Linked DNA regions of Homo sapiens: region 2 is linked to region 1. Evidence: read pairs that join two places in POLR2A ChIA-PET (ENCODE). Cell type or tissue: OCI-LY7. All regions are shown on one strand.

Evidence for each region. ChIA-PET counts read pairs that join two places held together with the same protein. Peaks named below come from ENCODE experiments on the same cell type or tissue, not always from the same donor. Only the 100,000 strongest peaks of a DNase experiment are listed, where the experiment ranks them.
Region 2: POLR2A ChIA-PET joins it to region 1 with 20 read pairs; 4 of 35 experiments call an interaction of 5 or more read pairs at or near these places.

Annotation. Positions count from the first base shown.
Region 1 is chr3:170,126,566-170,130,565 of GRCh38, reverse strand. It overlaps PHC3 (polyhomeotic homolog 3), which reads left to right. Exons shown (of 15, transcript NM_024947.4): 8 at 1,014-1,882. Among named protein-coding and RNA genes, the nearest start is that of PHC3, 53 kb to the left of the region's middle. In OCI-LY7, a CTCF peak has its summit at 1,324; DNase peaks (open chromatin) are centred at 685, 1,385 and 1,845; H3K4me3 peaks cover 3,422 bases; H3K27ac peaks cover 3,930 bases.
Region 2 is chr3:169,946,710-169,950,709 of GRCh38, reverse strand. It overlaps the pseudogene FHL1P1. Among named protein-coding and RNA genes, the nearest start is that of SEC62, 18 kb to the left of the region's middle. In OCI-LY7, no CTCF peak of the experiment used is centred here; DNase peaks (open chromatin) are centred at 1,179, 1,529 and 1,940; H3K4me3 peaks cover 1,874 bases; H3K27ac peaks cover 3,563 bases.

The sequences.
Region 1 (4,000 bases):
TTCTCTGCAAGCAAAACTAGTGTTTTCCTAGATTTGGAATGGCCCCTAAATTTGAGTTCTTAGTTACAGTGATTAATTAACTGTGCTACAGGATTCACACACGTCTTTTGCTTAATCACATTAGATTATTATACAAAATATTTTCTCTTCCTGGGTCAAATGATATATATACCCTCATCTCAGCTCAAAAATGGAAACTCATTTGGGAAGCTTTATAAGTAATTACCCTATTAGTTGGAAGCACGTTTAGATATGGATTAGAAAGGATGAGATCTTTATTTTATGAATTTTAATATAGTATTTTTATGATTTTGAAGTTATCTTTATATATGTTATACTTGTTCTATGATGATACTCCTCTTTTCCTGCAAAGAAGAAATTCAAGTGTATAAACTTTGCTAAAAGTTAATGTAGATATTCAGGTGACCTATAAAATATAATAAGAACAAACCATGTATAGATTCAGATTATTAAGTTTTAGGCAGTTTTCTTTTAGAACTTATCACAGTACAGTGTATTTTATGATATTTTCTAGTTTTCCAACTATAAATTGTCATTAAATATTCAGGCCAGGCGTGATGGCTCACGCTAGTAATCCCAGCACTTTGGGAGGCTGAGTTGGGAGGATCACTTCAGGTCAGGTTTCAAGACCAGCCTGGCCAACGTGGTGAAACCCCGTCTCTACTAAAAATACAGAAGTTAGCCGGGTGTGGTAGCGGGCACCTGTAATCCCAGCTACTCCGGAGGCAGAGACAGGAGAATCGCTTGAACCAGGGAGGTGGAGGTTGCAGTGAGCTGAGATCATGCCACTGCACCCCAGCCTGGGTGACAAGAGCAAGACTCTGTCTCAAAAAAAAAAATTTTTTTTTTTTCAAATTACTCTTGTTTGGAAAACTTGTAATAGAATTCTGATGATTATGACCTTCTGATAATGAACACTTTTTCCTTTAGAGTGATTTAAAAATTTCTGTATTTTTGAAATCAGTACTAATTGTCATTTTTTTCTCTCACAGCTTCATATTCTCCAATTCAGCCTCATTCTCTAATAAAACATCAGCAGATTCCTCTTCATTCACCACCTTCCAAAGTTTCCCATCATCAGCTGATATTACAACAGCAGCAACAGCAAATTCAGCCAATCACACTTCAGAATTCAACTCAAGACCCACCCCCATCCCAGCACTGTATACCACTCCAGAACCATGGCCTTCCTCCAGCTCCCAGTAATGCCCAGTCACAGCATTGTTCACCGATTCAGAGTCATCCCTCTCCTTTAACAGTGTCTCCTAATCAGTCACAGTCAGCACAGCAGTCTGTAGTGGTGTCTCCTCCACCACCTCATTCACCAAGTCAGTCTCCTACTATAATTATTCATCCACAAGCACTTATTCAGCCACACCCTCTTGTGTCATCAGCTCTCCAGCCAGGGCCAAATTTGCAGCAGTCCACTGCTAATCAGGTGCAAGCTACAGCACAGTTGAATCTTCCATCCCATCTTCCACTTCCAGCTTCCCCTGTTGTACACATTGGCCCAGTTCAGCAGTCTGCCTTGGTATCCCCAGGCCAGCAGATTGTCTCTCCATCACACCAGCAATATTCATCCCTGCAGTCCTCTCCAATCCCAATTGCAAGTCCTCCACAGATGTCGACATCTCCTCCAGCTCAGATTCCACCACTGCCCTTGCAGTCTATGCAGTCTTTACAAGTGCAGCCTGAAATTCTGTCCCAGGGCCAGGTTTTGGTGCAGAATGCTTTGGTGTCAGAAGAGGAACTTCCAGCTGCAGAAGCTTTGGTCCAGTTGCCATTTCAGACTCTTCCTCCTCCACAGACTGTTGCGGTAAACCTACAAGTGCAACCACCAGCACCTGTTGATCCACCAGTGGTAAGCCCTTGGAAGCTCTTTGACTTTCTTGCTGAACTGAAAGTAAAAACTATTTTTTCCCACACTATGTTTTATTGCAAGATCTAAATGCCTGTGAACTAAAAAAGCTTGAAATTTCCATGTGTCAGTATTCTGACAAACATGCTGTATGGGCAAAAAAAAAAAAATGCCATTGTTTGTTTAGTGTGGTTGCATGCTTTATAATTTGTGATGGTAATTAAAGTCCCTCGTTAATTTTATTACTATTTAAACAAATCCATCTGCTATCTTTACAGAGTTGATTTTTTTTCCCCAAGGGAATGCATTTGAACCAGTGTCATCTGCACAAAGTTTTTTCTCTTAAGGTGATTATCCTTCATAGATCCCTTCTGTTGGCTTGTATGTTCTCAAAACGTATGGTTTATCTAGCCTAACCCTTTTAGTTTTATGCATCCTAGAGTCTTGGGCTTTTAGGGGATTTTGTTTCAAGTTGGAGATATGCTTATATGATGTAGTTTTTTGGTAAAATTATACTTTGTAGTTGAAATTTTGTAAAAAAAAAATTATTCTAGGAGAGAGTCCAGCTTTGCCAAAAATTTAACTGTAGGCCATCTTATAGAATTATTAAACTTAATGGTTTGTTATTTCTACTAAGGAAAAATATGTACTTAAAATATTTCTCACTTAAAAATGTCAAAAAATCTTGGTAGATGAATTTAATACTGAGGATGAAAAAATCCATTTAGAGGAGTAAAAGTTTCGAATAATTGAGATTGTAGTGGGATTTTTAAGAATAAACCTCTAAAAACAATTGTTGCCTAGAAAGAAAAATTATCTTGAAAAATACTTTTCTTTAAACATTCTCTAAAAGACATTTTAAGATTTATAAAACTGAAATAAGGTCTCTAATTGTTTAGTCAGAAGGATCAAATTCATAATTTGTAACTGAGGAGAAGAATCTTCCTAAAGGGAGGTTTTGTATTACACCTCATCCAAGAGATTTTATCACCTAAAAGCTAATAAATATTAGCTCAGAAAGGAGTTTCGAAGTATTTTTTATTATTAATACTTGTTTTTTCTTTTCATACTTGGATTATCCTCAATGTTCTTTAATGAAAAGTATTTTGGTTCTCATGATACAAATGTATAGATTTTTGTATTCTTGTCATTCTTACTGATCTTAATAGGCACAGAGATTGAATTATACCTTCTGTAAATTTTTATTAAAAGCAGAACTTGGCTGGGTGTAGTGGCTCACGCCTGTAATCCCAGCACTTTGGGAAGCTGAGGTGGGCAGATCACCTGAGCTGAGGAGTTCGAGACCAGCCTGGCAAACAGGGTGAAACCCTGTCTACACAGAAAAATACAAAAATTACCCGGGAGTGGTGGCCATGCCTGTAATCCCAGCTACTCGGGATGCTGAGGCAGGAGAATCTCTTGAACCTGGGAGGTGGAGGGTGCAGTGGGCCGAGATTGCGGCCTGGGCAACTGAGCGAGACTTTGTCTCAAAAAAAGGAAAGAAAAATTTTTAAAAAGTTTATCATTCAGTTATCATGTCTATATTTTCTTTCAATAGATTTTTGGAGTTTACTATGGATATTGTAACAAAAACAGGGGTATAGGAAGCGTACAGCACCTTCAAAAAATTTTTAATTTAAATTACTTTCTCACTACCTAGTTCAGTGATTTGGTTTTTAACCAGTAAAAAATAAGGCAGTTTCCAGGCAGGGCATAATAGAAAAGAAAAAAAATACAATTTAAAAATAAAAACAAACAAAAAAAAACTTCTTTATAGTCCTTATATATTTTTAATTGTTTATGTTAGGGGAAGCTATAGAGGAACAAATTTGGGATAGAAATATAAGGCTGGGTGTGGTGCCTCACACCTCTAATCCCAGCACTTTGGGAGGCCAAGGCAGGTGGATCACCTGAGGTCAGGAGTTCAAGACCAGCCTGGCCAACATAGAGAAACTCATCTCTACTAAAAATACAAAAATTAGCTGGGCATGGTGGCGAATGCCTGTAATCCCAGCTACTTGGGAGACATAGGCACAAGAATGGCTTGAACCCGTGAGGCAGAGGTTGCAGTGAGCTGAGATCGTACCACTGCACTCCAGCCTGGGTGACAGAGTGAGACTC
Region 2 (4,000 bases), 180 kb after region 1:
GACGGGCAGATCACGAGGTCAGGAGATTGAGACCATCCTGGCTAACACGGTGAAACCCCGTCTCTACTAAAAATACAAAAATTAGCCAGGCGTGTTGGCGGGCGCTTGTAGTCCCAGCTACTTGGGAGGCTGAGGCAGGAGAATGGCATGAACCCAGGAGGCAGAGCTTGCAGTGAGCCGAGATCGCACTACTGCACTCCAGCCTGGGGGGACAGAGCGGGACTCCCTCTCAAAAAAAAAAAAAAAAAAAAGAAAAAAATTTATTTGCGTTTTTTCCCTAGACTGCTAAGCAGAAAAAAGCTCTTATTCTTATCCATTATCCTAATTCTTAAAAACAAAGTCCTAATTTATGATTTCAGTATTTCAGTGACAGTAATCATAAGAAGTAACCTGATTAGACCATTCACTTTGCAAAATTCTCTGTAAGGGAAGCAGTACTTAGAATACCTAATGTGGATGTTGTTTGCCTGAAGAGTTGGTGGGTATAAATAAAGGCTGGTAAATAATGATTTTTTTAAATGCCTCTGGTATGAGAACAGTCATAAATCCTGGAATTAAGACATTTTCCCCATGACTTACACTCCCAGGACTAAAAATGTTGCCTTTTAGTCCTATTTAGAATTGTCTTTTGGATTTGCTGATAAACCCTCTCATGTCTGTATGACTTATACAATCAGATGTTGGCTGATGCATTCAGATCCCTGTGCTGTGAATATTTATTTATTTGCTTTCTCAATTAAATGAGTGGTTTTGGTGACAAACCACTGGTGTTAACACAAACAGCTAAGCTGATCATTTAGGAAAAGCTCAATATTAAAGGATTCTAAGTCCATTGTTAGGCTATGACAGTAACTCCAATCTCATTAACAATTAACCACTCGATCACCACCTAATTCATAAGAAAAAACTACCATGAATAAAAGTTCTTGACTGGGTGCAGTGGGCTCATGCCTATAATCCCAGAACTTTGGGAGGCCAAGGCGAGAGGATTACTTGAGCCCAGGGTTTTGAGACCAGCCTGGGTAACATGGGGAAACCCCTTCTCCACAAAAAAATGAAAAAATTAGCTGGGCCATGGTGGTGCATACCTGTGGTCCCAGCTACTTTTGAGGCTGAGGTGGGAGGTGGGAGGATTTCTTGAGCCTGGGAGGTGGAGCTTGCAGTGAGCGCCACTGCACTCCAGCCTGGGTGACAGAGTGAGACTCTGTGTAAAAAAAAACAAAAAACCACACACACACAAAACAAAAAAACACACACACACTTTCCTTCTGCTGTTTGGAAGGAAGCTATTTCTATTTATTCAGTGTTTGGGGACCTAAATATGTGTCTGAAAAGAAAATGTTGCTGTACTACAGGATGGTGATTGAAGTCCTGAAAATATCAGGAAACTGTTCTCATTTATTATTTGTCAAATAGCGCTTTCTGTAAACACTTGTAATCTCTGTTTTACAGGTGAAAGAAGACTGCAGCTGAGTTCTATTATCAAAGCAAAGTGCTGTACTGTACTTGAAATAACTCTAGCAAATACTGTGCTTCCTGCACAGAACCTGTTGGATTACTCACACAAATGTCAAAGAACAGGTTGACATTTTAGCAAGTTATCAGCCTGGCCCATATAAAAAAAGACATTTCTAGTTTTTACACTTTGCAGGGTTCAGAGAGCAGTTGAATGTTATTTTTAGTCTATGATCCAAAGCAGCTAATGACAGAGTCTACCTTAGAAGATAAACAGGCTTCTGATTTATAACACAAGGCTAATGGTAGATATTGTGTGATGTGTCCAGTTAAATTAACGAAATAGCTTTGCAACAGTGTGGAGTAAAGACTTAGGCTTAAAACAGAGAATTTGAGGATTGAGATAAGTCCAGAGAAGCAGCAGGATGGAGTGCAGATGCAAGAGAAAGGCTATGTCAATGCCATATTATAAATATAGCTCATAGACAGCATATCCTAGTGTGTGTCTGAAGAGGCCTGTGCCCTTGAGGAAAGGGGAGATTATGACCTTGTCCCCCAGTGTCATTTGCATAAATTCTTAGAGACCTTGGGGCAGTGAGTAGGAGACTGGTTGAGATGATTACTATAGGAAAATTGAATAACTTAAAGTATGGATATCTTACTGTTACAGGAAATGCTTAGGAGGTGAGGTACTCTGAATTTAGAATATGATGGCCTAAGGGATTCGGAGTCAAGAAGCAGGACATGGGATGAAGATACATCCACTGTCAAGCTGGTCATTACGACAGGGAGAAATAGCCCTCCACAGAGTGAGACTAGTGAGACTTGCAAGAATTGAATGATGGTCCCGTTGGACGAAACTCTTTAGGGTGAGTTTGCTTGTCTGGGAAAGACAGAACTCAGAGCCCTAATTGAGATGAACTGCAAGATGGGTTCAGCAGGAGAAAGTGGCTGGAAAGGGGGAGGGACCAGGAGCCAAATGGGTGACTATCTGCCAGGTGGTCTCCTGAGGGCACGCATCTTCCCTGGTGGTGTGACTAGAAAGAGGGAGTCCAAAGCACAGTCCCTTCTCCTCCACTTGGCACACATCAACACTTTCCTCTTTTCCTGTGAGCCAAGGTAGAAGGTCTGGTCCAGAATGGACGATATGGGTGGAGGGGTGAGTCAGTATTGTTTTTCATGTTGGTGGTTGGACTCAGTTTAAAAGATGGATGTCTTAGGGTAGTAGGTAGCATAGTTTTCCTAGCTTTGTTGTCACAGGTGATAGAAGCTGGACCATAAGTTAGGGTCACAGCTCCCTTGATTCTCCTTCTTCTTTGTTCTCCTTCCTCTTTCACAACTCTCTCTCCTAGGTACTTTTAGTCAGGCTGCAGATGGAATTCTGGGCGTTTGCTCCAGAGAGAATTTTCCTAGGTAGCTTTTGCGTTAAACAGACTTCATTATACATTTTGCTTTGCATGGGGCCTCTCTCTCCTGACACAGATACATGGGCCCCTTGTAGCCCACAGCCCCCAGTGTCACACATTAGTGGCACAGGCTTGGTTTTGACATTGGTTCAAGGTACCCAGTGAAGAGCACTTTCTGTAAGAACAGTTCAATGGCAGGACCCATAATGGTTATGAGCACGGAGGCCTCCAGTGCAGGAGCATCCGCAGTGGTTGCTGATCCCCAGAAGGGAGACGTACTCTCTTTCTTTTTGTGTTTCCAAAGGCAAAGGCATACTCTTAGGAGGCAGACAGAAAGATGTACAGTTAAGAAGTGGGGTTTTTAGGTTCTGTTAACAGCTGGTTTATTACCTTTTTTGGAACTTTCTCACCCTTTCTGCAGTGAAATAGGCTATTTCTCTATGTAGGAGTACACCTGTGGGGAAAAAAATGTGTGGAAACCTAGCTATTCCCCAAAAAGGAGCACAAAAAGAAGGACATCTGAGATTGCTGAATACTTTTCAGATGACAAAGAACTTAGAATGTTGAGAGGGGACTTACAGGGAATGGGCTGATAAAAGACTTGAGTGTCATCTAGTATTTACCCCTTTCTCCTCCAACTTGAGTTAGCTAAATACACACACACACACACACACACACACACACACACACACGAATATACCTGCTTATAATAAACGCTCTAATCAACAAATCTACTGGATCATAAGCTCTGCCAAGGTAGCGCCTGTGGTGTTCCCTTTTTATCCTTAGCCTGTAGCACCAGGCCTGGCACATAGATTCTTGGTAAATATCTACTGAGTGAATGAATTGTTGAACAGCTCGTAATGAAGAACTGATTCTGAGAATCTGTGGAATACTTCAAAAGAGAATGAATACAATGCATATATTAAAAGAGGAGGCAGTCTGCAGCCACTGCCACCTCCGCCACCGCCAGCTGTGCGGGTGAGCATCCCCAGGCAGCACGTTGGAAGTTGTTTTCAACCATATCCAGCCCTTGCCAAATACATCCTGTTTGTCACACATCCAAAGTGAGGTCCCTCCAGCTATAAGGTGGGCACCATGGCAGAGAAGTTTTTGACTGTCTCTACTGCAGGGACCCC